Regions from separate parts of the Mus musculus genome. Here region 1 is linked to region 2. The links are chromatin loops, found by intact Hi-C in ENCODE. Cell type or tissue: heart. All regions are shown on one strand. Links, peaks and the distances in the headings refer to the core of each region. The heading gives the core; the rest is flanking DNA. Region 1 overlaps Gm13982 (a long non-coding RNA gene). Region 2 holds the start of Rasgrp1 (RAS guanyl releasing protein 1).

Region 1 (8,335 bases), core at 84-8,083, 69 kb before region 2:
AGACTTGAGTTGAATTCAACAGCTCTTCATTAAGAAACTTTCTGGGCAGGTATTTTGATAAAAAAACCAATACTTTAAGTAAACTGGTAGCCTTCTTAACTCCTGGATAATTTGCAAGACAATGCAGTAAAAAATAGTCAATGCCTGTTCAATGTAGATCGCTTTGATTTTCAAAAAGAAATGCATACATACAAGGAGCAAGAATCACAGTACTCAAAGGGGCCACAGCTATGAAGCCGTGTGCTCATTAGTTAGGGGCATAAGGTTGCATCTGTCATTTCATATGTGAGATGTGAAAGGCTAGCATGCAGCAAGAAAGACTCAGGTGGCAGAAAGAAGACTAGCCAAACGCTAAGCATTATGGAGATGAGTTCCCTTTAAGCCTAGCCACGATATCAGTTTTTACATCTCAAAATAGTCACAATAATGCTTTAAAAGCAGCAGACCATGTTCATGCGTATAAGATAACCAGGGGGGTTTGCATACTTGCTGGGTATGCGCATCAGTTTTATAGACTTGATTTATTCAAACCAGGGCTGAAACTTTTGCATTGAATGGTATCCTGAGTCTCCTTTTCATCTGTTTTTTTTTCTGTGAATTGTTGTGCGTACATTGAGTGGTTTGTTGTGCGCAGTAGGACAGTTTCTCATCTCTGCATCCGACTGACTGCATCCTCACCATTTTGCCTAAGACTTCTATTTGCTCGGTTTCCACTGAGCCAATAGCTGGTAGAGCTAGGAGGTGGGTTTGATTAAAGATTACTCTTTCATTACATGAATGTTTCATGGAAGGCGCTGTCTATCAGGAGACTTAAGATGCACTGTCGTTGCTCTGTTAAAGATACTACAGACATAAAAGGTCATTCTGTATCCGTTATTACATCTGCCAGACTGGGATGTGCAGACCCGGCTTCCCGGGCTCTCGCAAATACTTTTAGTCCAACTTTAGCAAAGCTAAGATTTGCCTCACCTCTGTGATAGCATGTACTTTTCCCATGTAATGTGGAAAACCTTGGTTGCTGATGTACTGATGCAATCATTTCATTGATTCACACATAGAGATCTGGAGCCTTGTCAAAGAGCAAAAGTAGGCGTGAACTGCAACAAGCTTTTGTTGACTTGTTTTTGCTGCTGCCTCTACTACATTACTGCAAGTGGTTTACTGCACAAGGTATGTATAGCCATGGCCCTTTTTTTAAGTCACTTTAAAAATATTTAGGATTGCTTCTTTGATCTTTACTTAATTTTTGTTATTATGATGATGCTTATATTGTACCAACGTTAATGTTTGTTTGTTTGTTTGTTTTTCGAGATAGGATTTCTCTGTGTAGCCCTGGCTGTCCTGGAACTCACTCTGTAGACCAGGCTGACCTCGAACTCAGAAATCCGCCTGCCTTTGCCTCCCAAGTGCTGGGACTAAAGGCGCGTGCCACCACACCCGGATTAAACTCTCTCATTTTTACATCTGTCTTCTCCACACTCTTCCCTCTCACTACTTCATGTAATTTTTAAATTTGATAGTTCACAAATATATTTCTGTTACTTTTAATTGGGAAAATGTTAGAGTGCTGTATTTTCTATCTTATGCCTTTTAATTCATAACATTGTGGTGAGAGTATACAGTAATATCCATCTTATGCAAAGCTACATAGTATTCCACTATGACTGGGTCTTCCATAGCCTATTGAGCATGTTGCTAACTAATCCTCTGTTATTGTGAACATTGTTATAATGTAGCTACACGTGAGTCTTTTTATGCATTTAGTATATGTTCTAGGAAACATTCCTGAAATTTGAAATACTGGGTCAAAAGGTAAATGCATATTCAATCTTATTAAATATGTCAAATCCCCACCAATGAGGTATGTACATATCTCCACTAACATAGTAGAGTGATTATTTCTCCAGAGTCTATCCAAAAAAAATGCTGTCAATCTGATAAGAGAAACAGTTATATCTCAGTGACCATTGAGTACAAAGTTTGATGTTGTAGGAGAAGCTGAACATCTCACATATTCACAAAATGCTTTCATTTCTTTTCTGTTCAGTGTCTACATCCTACTTCCAATCCATTGTTGGCATTTCCTCCATGTTTTAGAAGCTCTTTATGTATTATTATAATTAACTCTGTGATATGTTATAAATATCCATTTCTAGGCTTTCTAGCCTTTAAAATATTTTTATAACCTTACATAAAACTAGCAACACACAAACGATGTAAGGACACTCTTCAGGGCTACGATGGGGGCTGAACACATTTCATTAACCATCAAAGCACGGGTGCGGTGAGACTCTTTGGGACATGTGTGTTCCCAGAGTCTAGTAATGGCTTGTCATCAGAGATGTACATCCAGACTCCAGCTGTGAGTCATGGTCAGACAAGTGCACAGAGAGCCCAGATGGTGGCTCGCCATCAGAGGTGTTCCTCAGAGCACAGGCTGTAGCTTGTTATCACAGTGTACCCCCAGAGCCTGCTTCTCCATGCCACACATTGAAAAGCAGAATGTCTGCAGTCTGGTGAATGACCAGTAGTTGGCTGGATAAGCCCAGGGATGTTACCTCAATCAGTGTCTGATGCCTTTGGTTTCCATGTCTGTGAAACACCTAGCAGGGCACCCTCCTTCCACTTCTGGCAAGGTCATTTATTCTTCAAATATTTCTTATTACATCCCATCTAGAAGTCCCCTAAGAAGGTGAAATTAGAACTAAGACTTTAGCAAAAGAGTAAGCCAGCATTGTTAAGTAAGACTGAGATAAAGAAAAAGGAAGCACCAAGTCCTAACTCCCTAGGGCAGCAGTTTTCAACCTGTCAGTCATGACCCCGTTGATAAATTTTCATCTCTAAATATATTTACATTTCAATCATAACAGTAACAAAATTACAGTAATTAAGTCACAGTGAAAACAATTTTATGCCTGGGTCACCACAATGTGAGGAACTGTATTCAAAGGTCAAGAGCATTAGAAGGTTGAGAACCACTGATATAGAGGGCAAATGGCAGGAGCATTCTAGTACTACAGGCTCATGGACCAGATGAGCACTGTGAATCCAGTGGCAGATGGTGGCTGATAAGGCTGGTTCCAGTGAACAGGTAATGAAGACTCTCACAGGAGGCTAAAAATTGGATTTAAAATAATTTTGTTTTTGCCTCTGACTGAGTTCTATTTGTATCTGTTCCCTTGTTTCCTCTGCCAAGAGTGGGCCTCTCTCCCTCCCTCCTTCTCCTTCTCCTTCTCCTCCTCCTCCTCCTCCTCCTCCTCCTCCTCCTCCTCCTCCTCCTCCTCCTCCTCCTCCTCCTCCTCTCTCTCTCTCTCTCTCTCTCTCTCTCTCTCTCTCTCTCTCTCCTTCTTCTCAGCTTCAAGAACATGACACAGAGTTCCAATACTTATGCCTCTCTCTCCCTCTGAGTCTAGGCACTGCTCCTGTTCTTCTAAGACCTGGCAGCTCTTCTTCCTGGAGGAGAAAAACATTGTGCATGTTCCCACTGTTGACAAACACAGGGACTTCATTTACATTTGAGCACCACACAACTCATTTCTACCCAGACACACTGCAGCACATGGGCTTTGCCCACACAGATCCAGTATGCCGGCTTGCGTGTCTACCAGGTGTTTCTTTTTTTGGTGTTTTGGGGTGTGTGTGTGTGTGTGTGTGTGTGTGTGTGTGTGTGTGTGTGTGTGTGTTACAAGGTCTCATACAGAATCCAGGCTGGTCTCAAACTACTGGAGTCAAGCCATCTTCTCACCTGGCTTAGCTGGGGTCACAGACTTGTGCCATCATGCCCAATGGAATGCTGTTCCTTTTGGAAAGCCTGCTACTGTCATATACTGTCATAGGAGTTAGCGACTGCTGGCTTATTCCTTCGCTTTGCTTGGAGATCAGCTGATGAGAAGTCCCATTTCAGCCTGTGCTATTGCAGGTGGCAGCAACAGTTAGAGAGACTAAGGAACAACTACAAGTCAGCATTTCCGGTGCTTCAGTGCTGTCACCTCCCTCCCCATCAGGCTGCTGACGATGATGGAGACCTTCCCTACCTCAGGAAAAGCCACAGGACCTGGAGAGGGCAGTGAAGAGCTGTAAGAGAGACTTATCTCTTCAGCCAGAGCAGGATACCTCAATAGAATTTTCAGCAGCTGCCTCTTTTTTAATAGGATGCATGCCTTATTTCAGATGTTAAATATTCCCTTTGAGATGTGTATTTTTAGTTTTTATCCTTGGCTTTAAAAGATATTTCTTTTATTTGAAGTTTTACTGCAAACTAATTTTTTTATTACTGCAGACTTTTTTTTACTGATTCTCTCTCTCTCTCTCTCTCTCTCTCTCTCTCTCTCTCTCTCTCTCACACACACACACACAGAGAGAGAGAGAGAGAGAGAGAGAGAGAGGGAGGGAGGGAGGGAGGGAGGGAGGGAGAGAGAGAGAGAGAGAGAGAGAGAGAGAGAGAGAGAGAGAGAGAGAAGTACTTCTTTGAAACCTGTTCATGTGGGCCAGAGCAGTGATTCAGCAGGCAAAGGGACTCATCAAGCCCAATATAACATGACTTTGGTTCCCAGATTGAAGGAGAAAAGCAACTCTGGCAAGCTGTCTTCTGACCTCCTCCTGTGCATCACCATATGTGTGATCACACAGAGACACAGACGCCTGGAAGATCCTGATACACAGCAGAATCATCAAAATAATGTCATATTGTGAAACTGAATTTATATATATTATTTTTTAAAAACATTGGTTACAACCACCTTCTCTGATCAATAGATACATAGCAATCATTGTATTCCTTTATAAAGTAGGAAATATGTTGAATATACAAAAGTATCAAAGGAGAAATGGCTAGATGGTCCATGGAAATCTGCAACAGAGGCCTGGAATAAGGGAGGCACTCAAGAATCAATGGGGGTGCCCTTAGCTGTGGCTCACTACACTGGGGATATGGAACCTGAAGAGGCCACCTCCTGTAGCCAGGCAGGAACCCCAGTGAAGGAATAGAGATACTAACCCATTCACCAAACTTTCGACCCAAAATTTATCCTGTAAACAAGAAATGTAGGCATGGGGCTGGAGCAGGCTTGGAAAATAGCCAACCAATAACTGGTCCAACTTAAGACCAATTCTAGACACTATTAATGATACTTAGTTATGCTTGCAGACAGGAATGTAGCATGGCTATCCTCTGAGAGGTTCCACCCAGCAGCTGACTCAGACAGATACAGATACCCACAAGCAAACAGTGGATGGAGCTTGCGGGCTCTTATTGAAGAATAGGAGGAAGGATTGACGGCACCAAAGGGAATAGGAACTTCACAGGAAGACCAACAAAGTCAACTAACCTGGACCCTTGGGACTCTTAGAGTCTGAACCACCAACCAAAGAACATACATGGGCTAGACCTAGGCCTCTCCATACATATGAAGCAAATGTGCAGCTTGGTTTTCATGTGGATCCCAAACAACTGGAACGGGGATTATCCCAAAAGCTGTTGCCTGTATGAGGGATATGTTCTTCTAGCTGAGCTGCCTTGTCTGGCCTCAGTGGGAGAGGAAGCACCTAGCCTCACAGAAACTTGAACTGCCAGGCTGGGCAGAGGGGATACCCAGGGGTCCCCTATCTGGTCAGAGGAAAATGGGAGGGAGGATGGGGAAAGGATTGTGGGAGGGGTGAATAAAATAATAATAATAATAAACAGGTACCTGTCTGTTAAGCTCTGATGGATGTTACCAGGATACCATGCTGTTTGATTGACATTTTAGAAATCCAGTAATTCAATTACAGTTTAGTGTCCTCCCCTGACCTGTCCCCTCCCCTTCTTCCTCAGAGGTGTCATCACCTGTTACATATTTTTGTGATCTTGTGACACACATCTTATGCCCTTATCACAAATATTTTTGGCCTATGGTTTCAAATTTGGCATATAGGGTATGTTCTTTCTGGAACTGGTTTTGTTTCTCTGGATGGGAATTATCCACATTGCTACATGAAAAGTAAACTTCTTTTTTTCTTTTGCTGTTATTGATCATCACATGAGAATCGCACAGATTGAGATACCGAGTGATGATTTGACATGCATAAAATATGTGGTGACCTACTCATAGTAGTGTGAGTATCTCTCCATAAATAATTGCCATTCCTGTGTGTTAGGGAGCTTCAAGCTCCTCTCCACTAGTTCTTCATAAACTATTTTGCCAGTTTTCACAAGCCATAAACACCTGCTGTGTTTTAGAGCACTAGAGTTCAGGCTTCTTATTTGACAGCATTTGAGTACCAACCGTCCACCCTTCCTGACTTCATTCTTCCTCTCCTTTAGTGTGAGATGTCAACATCACTTTAGTTAGCTTCTACATATGAATGAGAACACATAGCACCTGTCTCCCTGTGCCTGGCTTATCTCATTTTCTATAATGCCCTCTGGGAATTCATTCTTTATGGCTGAATAAAATTCCATGTACATCACAATTTCCTTATGTATTCTCCAAGGACTCCTATACCAATCCGTGTCTTAGCTACTGTGAATTGAACTTCAATAAACATGCAAAGCAGTTATTTTCTAATACAATGATTTCATATTGGATACACACCCAATTGAGGGTCAATAGACCATACAGTAGTTCTCATTCTATATTTTCAAGGGACTTCCATGCTGCCTTTCATAGTGACTACATCATGTTCCCACCAACACTGTGTAAGAGTAGTCCCTGCTGTCTGCTCCAGCATGCTTGCTTTTCTTTCTTTCTCTCTTACTTTCTTCCTTTCTCCTCATTATAGCCATTCTAGTTGGGGCAAGACATTGTCATCTTAGAGTTTTTGAAGTGTGTTTACCTGGTGGTTAGTGATGTTGAGTATTTTCTCATATACCTATGAGCTTTCCTCTATTTTTTTATTCTATAAATGCCTACCCAGTTCCCTTTTAATTTATTTGTTTGATTGCCTTTGAATTTTCTGAGTTCTTCCTATGTCCCAAATGTTAACCTCTTGTCAGATAAATATTTGCAATGCTTTCTCCTATCCCATATGTTGCTTCTTCTACCTCTTAATAGTTTCTTCTATGAATCAAAAGTTTCTTATTTGATATAATCTCAAATGTTTAATTTTGCAGCCTTTTTCTTTGCAGCATCACCTAAAACATCATAGTAGGTACCGGTGTCCGAAGCATCTCCCTTTGTATCCCTCCAGTGACCCTGGAGTTAGTCTTGCACTTATTTCTATTGTCCATTTGGAGTTGGTTTTTATATAGGATTAGAGACAGGGGTCTAGTTTCAGCCTTCTGCTTGTGTATACATCCACTTCACTTGCTAAATAACCAGGGCTCTCAACCCTGAGTGCTCACGACACATCTAGGAAACGTTCACAACATTTGGCCATCAAGATCCACCACAGCTCAAGGAAACACATGTAGTCATTTTTTTTAATGTTGTAAGTTTTTGGCATATATTAATTGGAAAAATAATGGGTGTCACTGTGACATTTTCATATATGTGTATGAGGTGCTTGGGGCGTATTCTCCTTTTCTTCCCTTGTCAGCCTCCCCCAGTGTCAGTAATCCCTTTCTGCTCCCAGATAAACTTCCTTCTGCTTTTCCAAGTCTGATTCACTTCACTCAACATGTTTCCCGTGAGTTCTGCTCCTTTTCCTATGATGAATAACAGTTCCGTTGCACGTACATGCCATAACCACACTTTCCCACTCTAATCATTCACTGATGAGCAACTGAGCTGATACCAAACATGGCTGTTAAGAAAAGTACTGCCTGCCACACAGGTTTAAAGGTATCTCTAGTGAATGCATCACAGAGAGGAGAGCAACAGGAAGCAGGAAGAAGCTGCATACTGCCGGTGGGGATGCAAACCAGCCCAGCCCTGTGGGAACCTGTGAGGACTCTCAGAAACAACAAAGGTGCTACATGCTTAATCTTTCACCCTTAAGGCAAATATGCATTCCTTAATTGACAGAAATGAGTTTTACACTGGCTATATTAGCTGAAATTCCTACGCCATCATTTGCTTCTGTGGTCTTTAACACTCAGTTTTTGAGCAGTGAACATAATATAATTTCCCACTATAGTTTATGATTTGTTCTTCTTGGCATTCTGAAGTTTGAGACTTGTTATAATTGAGATTATGTTCTAAAATTTGGTGACTCTGGATTATAACTTTTTCTTCAAAGGTTCATATAATAATCACCTTAATCTAAGTAGGTTTAATTTAAAATTTATTTTTTATTGCAAATAATGAAATGTTATATTAGTATAAGTCTAGTTTAGTCACATATGGATATGATGTAGCCTCTATATATGTATGTATATATACATATATATATACATGTATATATATATATGTATATA
Region 2 (8,335 bases), core at 309-8,308:
CAGCAATTTCCAAGCAGCTAACAACAAGAATGTGTTTTCACAATTAGGATCTGTACTTGGAGTGGTCTAACATAACACAGTGTAATTACCTTCATAAAAATCCCCTTTGAAGACTTGGGGATAGATCAGTTAGTAAAATGACTGTCTAGCTTGCTTGAGCCCTGGATAAACCAGCGCTGCATAACCCAGGTATATCAGTAGGTACCTGCAATGCCAGCAGCACTCTAGAAGTAGAGGTAGGAGGAGCAGAAGTTCAAGGTCAAGGCCATCCTCAGTGACATAGAAAATTTGAGGCCAGTTGGAGTTACACGAGATTTATTTAAATACAAACAAACAAATGGACTTCTGTGAAGATACCTCAGAGCAGTGGAGCAATGACAAGCCCTCCTCCAGACAGATACTCCCTGAGAGAACTTCAATGTACACAAAGACAGAGTCCAATTCTAACCCCAGGTCTGAAAGACAGAAGCAAAGGATCACCTCTCACAGAGACATGCCCTCCTAGCCTGGGTCTGAGGTGAGTCACAGCAAAGACCATATTTACAAGCCTATGGGTTTGCAGATGACAATGTGCAGAGAGAAAGACACTTTGGAACATTCAGGCCTAAATTCAATGTTATTGTCATTGTTGTTGTTGTTGTTGTTGTTAGTCAAAAGTCCTCCTTTCATGACTCAGAGATGTATGAAAGAAGAAGTGGAAAGACTCTAAGAGCCAGGAACACTGATGACTCCAGAGAAACAGTGTCTTGCAGACACACACACACACAGCTGATGCACGTGTGAACTTAAGAGACTAGGACAGTACACATAGACCTGTACAAGTTCAAGCCAGACACAATCCCAGGGCAGAGACAAGGAAGTAGCTACAAGGACCCATTTCTAACACAGAAGCTATTTGCTGTTAATACCTCCTTGGGAGACGGAAAATTAGTTTATACCACTGGAATCCACTGGGTATATTAACCACGCTCCAGGGCAGGTCTCATGCTCAGGAGCAGGTGGCCAACACAAAATAGACTCCATGATTTGTGTGTGGGTCACTGAATTTTTTGGTTTGTTTTGTCTTTCTGGTTTGTTTTGCTTTTTTTTTAAGAGAGGAAGAATATGAATTCGGGTAGGTGGGTGTAGTAAGATCTAGAATCAGTTAGGGGAGGGGAATGAATAGGATCAAAACAGATCATATGAAAAAAACTAAGAGGCCCATAAATAAAACCAAAACCCACGGTTCAGGGGCTGGAGCAAAGGCACAATAGTGAAAGGCACTTACTACTCTTTTTTTTTTTTTTTTGTCTTTTTTTGATTTTTTTATTTTAATTAGGTATTTTCTTCATTTACATTTCCAATGCTATCCCAAAAGTCCCCCATCCCCTCCCCCACTTACTACTCTTGCAAAGGACCTGTGTTTGGTTCCCAACACCCACATAGTGGCTCAGAACTACTCCTAACTCCAGTTCCAGGGGATCCAACACCCTCTCCTGACCTCTGGGGGCATCAAGCATGCACAAGCTACATACACATACATGCAAGCAAACAAGGAAAACTGTGGAGCAACCAGCCACAGTCACATACATAATGAGGCCACGTACCCTTGCCTCAGAGACAGAACCATGGTCAGCAACTGGGCCATAATCTGACCCCGTTTCACCCTCTGTCTCTTCACTCTCCTCTAGAGCCCAGTGCCCCATGGATGCTGGCTTTTTCTTACAGAGCCAGCAACTTGACTTGGATACAGACCATGGGGGGGGGAGCTCATCTTGGACATTTCAAGGAGGATAGTGGTGTCCTAGCACTGAAGGGGCAATCTCTAGATGGGAGAGATTTTTAAAGTCACAACATATTTATATGTTCATTTATTTGCTGCCTTGGTTACTGTCCATGTACTAGACATGCGAGCTCATGAACACAAGGACCTTGCCTGTCTTGTTCTCTCCAAGACTCTCAGTAACAAGAACAGCATATGACACTAGGGAGACATCTGGTAATTATATCTTAAAAGGGCGATTAAGTCTTAGGCAATGCCATGTAGATTCCCCAAGCATAGCCAGTCATCAGGCCAGGTCAGAAGAAGGTGTGTATAGCCTGTACCCATGTCTGCCCTCTAGGGTAACCTGGGTATTCTAGATAGGCTGGGTATAACTCCACCTTTGTATGGTTACCAAGTAAGGAGAGATGGAAGGCAGAAGCAAGCACACAAGCAAAGGGCACGGCAGGAGTGATGAGAGTATAATGTGAGAAGTCAGGTACCCAGCAGACCACGGCTGGAGGCCAACCAGACAGGAGGGTCCATCCATGAGAGTACACAATGCTATGATATCTAACTCTCATTTTCTAGGTAATTGGAGGGGAGGGTGGTTCCTAAAGTTTGGAAACAGAGAAAGAACACAGTAGTGCAACCATGCAGTGGTGTAGGGGGTGGGGGGCGGTCCAGAGAAAGGAGATGTCAAAATTAGGGAATGCAGTCTACCCCATAGATCCAGGTGGGGGATGATGGGAATACACACGGGTTTGTGGCTTTGGAGACAGAAAGGAAGTGACAATACAAGGGAATGATGGAGAGAAATGTCTCTACTAGATGCCAAGTGTAGATACTCAGCGGACCCCTGTGGGTCATGTTGAAGCCATGAAAGAAAAACGAAACCACCTCACTTAAGCCTGGATCATATAGAAAAGCCAATGACAATTAAACCATTCCTCCAAGAAAAAAAACATATCCAGAAAGTAGGGCTGCGGTTGCAAAGGAGTCCCTCGGGTGAGCAAAAGGTCTGTGGACCTTCGTTAAGAACCCGATTGAGAAGAGGAAGAAAGACTGAGTGGATCCTGGCTGCCACAGAGACATGGGCTGTACCAGTGAGAAGGGAAGAAGCAGCAGGAAAGGGGGCAAGATGGGGTGGGAAGAAGGAGACAGTTGGTGCCCAGTTGGAAGTGCTTCATATGCACAGGAGACTGTGCACAGGACAGGAGGTGAAGAGGGAAAGGAAGCTGACATGAGTTTTAGAAGGTTAGGGGAGGCAGGTTGCTGAGGGAGGAGTAGGTGAAGCTCACGGGAGGTCTCAGGTGAGTACTATCTGGATCTATCACAAGTATTCCATCATTTTGGGAAAAGTAAGGGGGGCTCTCACCTCATCCAAAACTGCTCCCAGTGACGCCACCCTGCATACCGTCTTCATCTCTATGTTTGCCTGTATCTGTTCTGCCCTCATCCTGCATGACCCCGAGGTGACATCACTAATGCTCGGGAGTATCCTCAGGAGAAACGTCTTTTCAGGCTCTGTGACAAGAACCTCGGATCTTTTAAACATTTTTTTTCTGTTTCTTTTTGTTTTCTTCCTTTTTTGGGGGGTGGGGGTGGGGGTGTCTTTCATATGTAAGGAACTGAACTATGTAGACCTTCCTCTTGGGCTTGGCTGACCCCTTTGAAGCAAGTGTGTAGTAGATTCTGTTTTCCAAATGTGTAAGCATACATTGGTATGTAATTTTAGACTGCTCTCCACTTCTGGCCCCATTTTATCGGCCTTGTTTTGTTGCTGTTGTTTCTCATACTTATTTTTGTAGGTTGTGTATTCTTGTAAGTGATCCTGAATTCTTTTCTAGGACAACATTGCACATAAACATGAGGAAATGCACGCGTTATAGCAGAAGGAGGTCTTAAAGTCCAGAACGTTGTGGCTGGGAAGATCACGGGATGTGATAGCAATAACGAGGGTGTTATTAGGCCAGTCCAGCAGGGACTTAGAGACGCCAGGCAGAGCTCAGTCTGGGCCACCTCTCTTTTCGGTTTACTGGCTGTGAGAGCCTGGTGTTCTCTAAATCTTACGCAGTGCCCTCTTTGCGTTTGGAGGGGTGGCTTAACGAGGTAACATGTAGGAAACAGCACTGGATCAGCATTAGCTGTTGGTATTACCGTGGCCATGTTCCAGACAAGTAGCAGGTAGGTCTCCCCTCTTGGCCAGGTCTGCTGGCACGCTGACATTGCAAGAAAGCCCCTCCCCTAGCCTTCCACTCCCACTTGGCTCTCTTGGTCTACCACACCCACAAACTCCCAAGCAGCAGCCTCTAACCTGACAGCTCACCTCCACACCCACCGCCTCCTCCGTAGTGCAGTGCACACAGCTAAGTCTTCTCTTTTTTTAAATATGCCAAAGAGAACTAAGTGCGTAGTAGTTTAGGGGGGTTCTGCCTTCCTTGCCCAGACCCGACTGTGTACCCTCACTGATACATACAAGACAGTCCTGCCATCCGGGAAAGGGTCTCAGCAGAGCCCCCACCCCCACCCCCCTAGGGGACTCGTAGCCTTGGGTGGAGGCAACTCTTCGCAAGGCTCTAGCTTTGTCAATTTCGGGGCAACTCACTCTGCACCCCTCGGACCTAACTCTTGGGCTGGGAGAGATGAATGGCAGGCGGGGATGAAGGGAGACGCTAGGGCGGCGCAACTCCTCGGGGCGCTACCAAGTAATGGGGGCAGGATTCGAAGAAGAACTGAGGGCGCCCCACGTTTCCTCCAGCCTGATGATAACATCAACGCCTGTCAGGTGGTTGGTGCGAGAGAGTGTGTGCGCGCGCGGGAGCGAGCGTAGGGAGCGCGCTCGCACAAACTTTGTGCCTGCGGGTGAGCCTGGGTCGGCTCGCCGGGCTCCAAGAGTGGTCGGCTCCGGGCTGCGAGGGCCAGCGGCGGCCGAGGGATGCGCGGCGCCCGGCCGAGCCGATCCCACCGCTCTAGGTGAGACGGCTCCAGGGGCGCAGAGAGCCGCGACCATGGGAACCCTGGGCAAGGCGAGAGAGGCTCCGCGGTGAGTAGCTGCGTCTCCTCGGAGAGCGCTGCACCTCTACTGGGGAAGGATAGCTGAGCGGTGTGCCCTGTGGTCCTCTCCAGTGGGTACCAGGAGGGACTAGACGACCAGGGCGCCTCCCTCGGAGGAGAGTTGCCTACAGGGGTAGACCATGATCGGGGACCTGGGAGCCAGGTCAAGATAGGCGTGATACAGACAACCTCAGAGTCCAGCACACCAGGTCGGGAAGAAAGAGTTGGGGTTGCTGGGGTGGCGAGGCCACAGGTCACCTGGGCAGATCTGGAGTGGTCTGAGCCCAGCCAAACCTTTCACCTACCCAGCGCCCACAACAGTCGACCTCCCTGGATGCTCTCGGTCTGGGCACCCCCCGGGAACTCCCACTCGCACACTTTCCGTGCCCTTGGCACCCGCTGCGGGCGCGGGTCTAGGACAGCGCCACCTTGCGGACTCTCCTGGCCTTTCAGGAGCGACTGGCGGCAATGGCTGCAAGCGGAGGTGGCAGTGCTTGGCTGCCCTTTGAGGAAAAAGAAGTTTCCAAATCAATGGTCTATGAGTCTACACCCCTCCCCTTATACTCTACAGAGATGTTTGGGAGACGGAAGGTGAAGGAAGAATGGCTATGAACAGTCTATCTCTTGGGCAGCAATAAGGAGCCTGGGGTGGGGGTTGGAGGGATGTCAAGAAATTTAGTGTTTGTCCTCAAAACACCAGGACCCCGTAACTGCCTGGACACCACTTAGCCTTTGTTAGGGCCGAGAACGTTGTGTCCTTCACAACGCCATTCACGTGGACTCCGATATGACGGCACCATGCCTGATCTGTAACTATGCCCATTAAAATTCCCTGTTGGGCCATATCATCCCCTGAGTGTTCTCAACCTTACCTTGCGCTACACTATAATGGGTTAGTCCATTGAATTAACTCTGCATTATTGGCGGTGTGGGGCAGGACTGGAAGCTACACTCAGCAGAAATGGCCCTGTGAAAGCTGCCTTTTCTTATAAACAACTATGAGATGTCCCGGCCCTCCTCTGTTTCCTCCTTTGCCCTGTGGATAACTGTGCCTGGAGACTAAGTCCCCCAAATCGGTTCATACTTCGAAACCTCTCCCCAGGCTCTGTGGGGTGGGGAAGGCAGACGCTAACTACTGCAGGGCTGAGAAAACATCTTGAAGTTACTGGGTTTCTTTCAAGCTTTTGTTTTTGCTGTTATTGTTGTTATTTTGTTTTATTTAATTCATAAGTTTAACTGGAAACGTGTGGCTACTGCCCTTTAAAATCATGACTTTGTAGAATTAGAGGCTGTTCACTCTTCAGATGGTTAAAGCACTCTCAAAGTTGCCTATCATAAAGCACTGTAAAAATCCTTACCTACAACCATCTCACCAAGAGGTGGAGGGAGGGGAGAGGGCAGAGGACGTGAAGCGGGGATCTAGCTTGGTGAAGAGTGTTTGCCTGGCATGCAACAATCCTGACTTTGGTCCCTAGCATCATGTAAGAAAGAAATTAAGATATTTCTTTTAATTCCTTTGGTTGCATCTTGGTGGAGTGATAGGATTGTTCGTTTTCAATCAGGTATGATGGGGGCATATTTGCAATCCCAGCACTGAATAGAAAAGACTAATACAGAGTTTCAAGCCACATAGTAAGACCCCTGTCTCACAAAAAGAAAAACAAAACAAACAAACAAACAAAACCAAAACAAGCTAAAAAAAATTCTTTTTAAAAAAAATGTAAAGAAAGAAAGAAAAAGAGAATGTGACCTGAGAGTTTTTCCAGGGCAAGCAGTCAAGAGACTAGACAAAGCTTACATGTGCACAGAGTGCTGTTGGCTTTTAACACTTTGCCTTCCCTAGTTTCTCATGCCCTCTGAATTGCTCCTCACTGGGCTAGGTTTAGGTAGTTGTCTTTTTTCTAGGAAGGGAAGGGAGCCAAGCTAGGAAGTGTGGCTTGGTGCTAAGGAAGCTGGCTGCTAACCTGCTGTGCATCTGTGGCCAATATATCTCTATTGCATAGCTGTAGGTGTTTGGGAAAGGACTGTGGAGAGACGACTAGCCAGCTCTTGGGTCCTGGTGACCATTTCAGGAACCTACTAAACAAGGAAGAGCTGAGACGCTGCCTCTGCATCACCAGCCATCTTTCTGAAGCACACGGTTGTTATACATTGAATAAGCCCTTTTGGGCTCTTGACAATCTACTCACCAATTTCAGTGCAGGAATAAACACACAGTTTCATGTAAAAAAAAATAATAATAAAGCCTACTAGATGAATAAAAGCAAGAGGGACCCCAGATACTAGTCCCTGAGATAGCCCATATGAACAGCCTCAGTATGTGTAGGACTCAGTTTCATATCACAAGGTCGTATCTTTCTAGACTGTAGCTTCAGACACAATGCAAATTCCTGCACAGTATCTTTGGAACATGGAAACTTCATGCAGACTGTTGCTGTTTTCAGGTTATCAGTTTATTCTCAGACACTGATCTGACAGTCTCAGGGTCTGGATAAAAGACGGTGGTGGTCAAGAGTTTAGTGGATTTCTGCAGCACCAACCTGATTCTTTGGGAGTCGTTGGCTTGGGTTAGCATGTTCCAAGTCACCAGGGTGACTGTGCTTTATTGGTCCTAGCTTGGAACTGAGCTCCATGCACACCACAGCCCGATGCTCTGAAGTTGGAGCAGAACTGGAAGGGCCAAGGTGACTCCTGGAGTCTGGCTGTGTGGTGTGTCCTGTGTTCAGGGTACTGTCTTTGTGCAGGCTGATTTCTACAAACCCAGGTGTGCCCAGGGTGGGGGCGGGGTGGATTTCTGTTTGTTTGTTTGTTTGCTTGCTTGCTTGCTTGCTTGCTTGCTTGCTTGCTTGTTTTAACTAAGGATTTGTTTGGCCTCTTCTGAGTGAGGTTTAGACCTTGTCAGAGGAGCTCTTCCACCCAGCCCCTGGAAGTGCTTTGCCCTCTGCTTTGCCCTCGACAATCTTGAGACATTCACCTAGAAGTTACGTGGTTACACTCGCTGTCTTGGTCAGATTCCCCTACTAAAGCTTTGTGTATTAGGGAACTATGAGATGGCTTTATACAAGAGTAACTAACACGCTATGGACATGTATAATTTACAGAGAAAGTTACAGAAGCCATCTCACCACGGTCTCCCCCCTGGCCCACTGTAATATCTTACTCATGGGAATAAGTATGCGGCGAATCGATGCAGACTTGTGTTTCTAGTATGTGCTATGTTTCTAGACTGTTAACTCCTTCTCTTCTTTGACAGTTAAACTATACATTAGCCAAGGGTGCAATGAGAAAAGAACTAAGAACATGCAAAAAAAGCTACCAGCAAAAATGCCTATCATTATTAAACCTTCAAAGATTATAGACGTGGGTCTCTGTGTGGTTTTTAATAAAGAGGAAAATAAAACATACTGCATGAGACACTTTGCATGGTGACCTGTATCAGCCAGATCACGCCAAGCTAAGGATGAGCAGACGAAGCGCCACCAGACTCCTAAGCCATTTCCAGATCCAAAATGGTTACTTTATATTCGGTTCTAGAGC

Evidence for each region. Peaks named below come from ENCODE experiments on the same cell type or tissue, not always from the same donor. Only the 100,000 strongest peaks of a DNase experiment are listed, where the experiment ranks them.
Region 1: a loop joins it to region 2, with 6 times the contacts of the local background. A loop is called at or near these places in 14 of 42 quality-filtered maps.

Annotation. Positions count from the first base shown.
Region 1 is chr2:117,407,909-117,416,243 of GRCm38, reverse strand. Gm13982 (a long non-coding RNA gene) reads left to right here. Exons shown (of 3, transcript XR_374899.1): 2 at 1,059-1,170; 3 at 1,316-1,852. Among named protein-coding and RNA genes, the nearest start is that of Gm13982, 5.6 kb to the left of the region's middle. In heart, for the core only: a CTCF peak has its summit at 4,061 (motif pointing right); no DNase peak of the experiment used is centred there.
Region 2 is chr2:117,339,127-117,347,461 of GRCm38, reverse strand. Rasgrp1 (RAS guanyl releasing protein 1) reads left to right here and starts at 4,585. Exons shown (of 17, transcript NM_011246.3): 1 at 4,585-4,787. The coding sequence starts at 4,753. In heart, for the core only: a CTCF peak has its summit at 5,229 (motif pointing left); DNase peaks (open chromatin) are centred at 4,501 and 5,161; H3K4me3 peaks cover 1,412 bases; H3K27ac peaks cover 987 bases; H3K27me3 peaks cover 2,797 bases.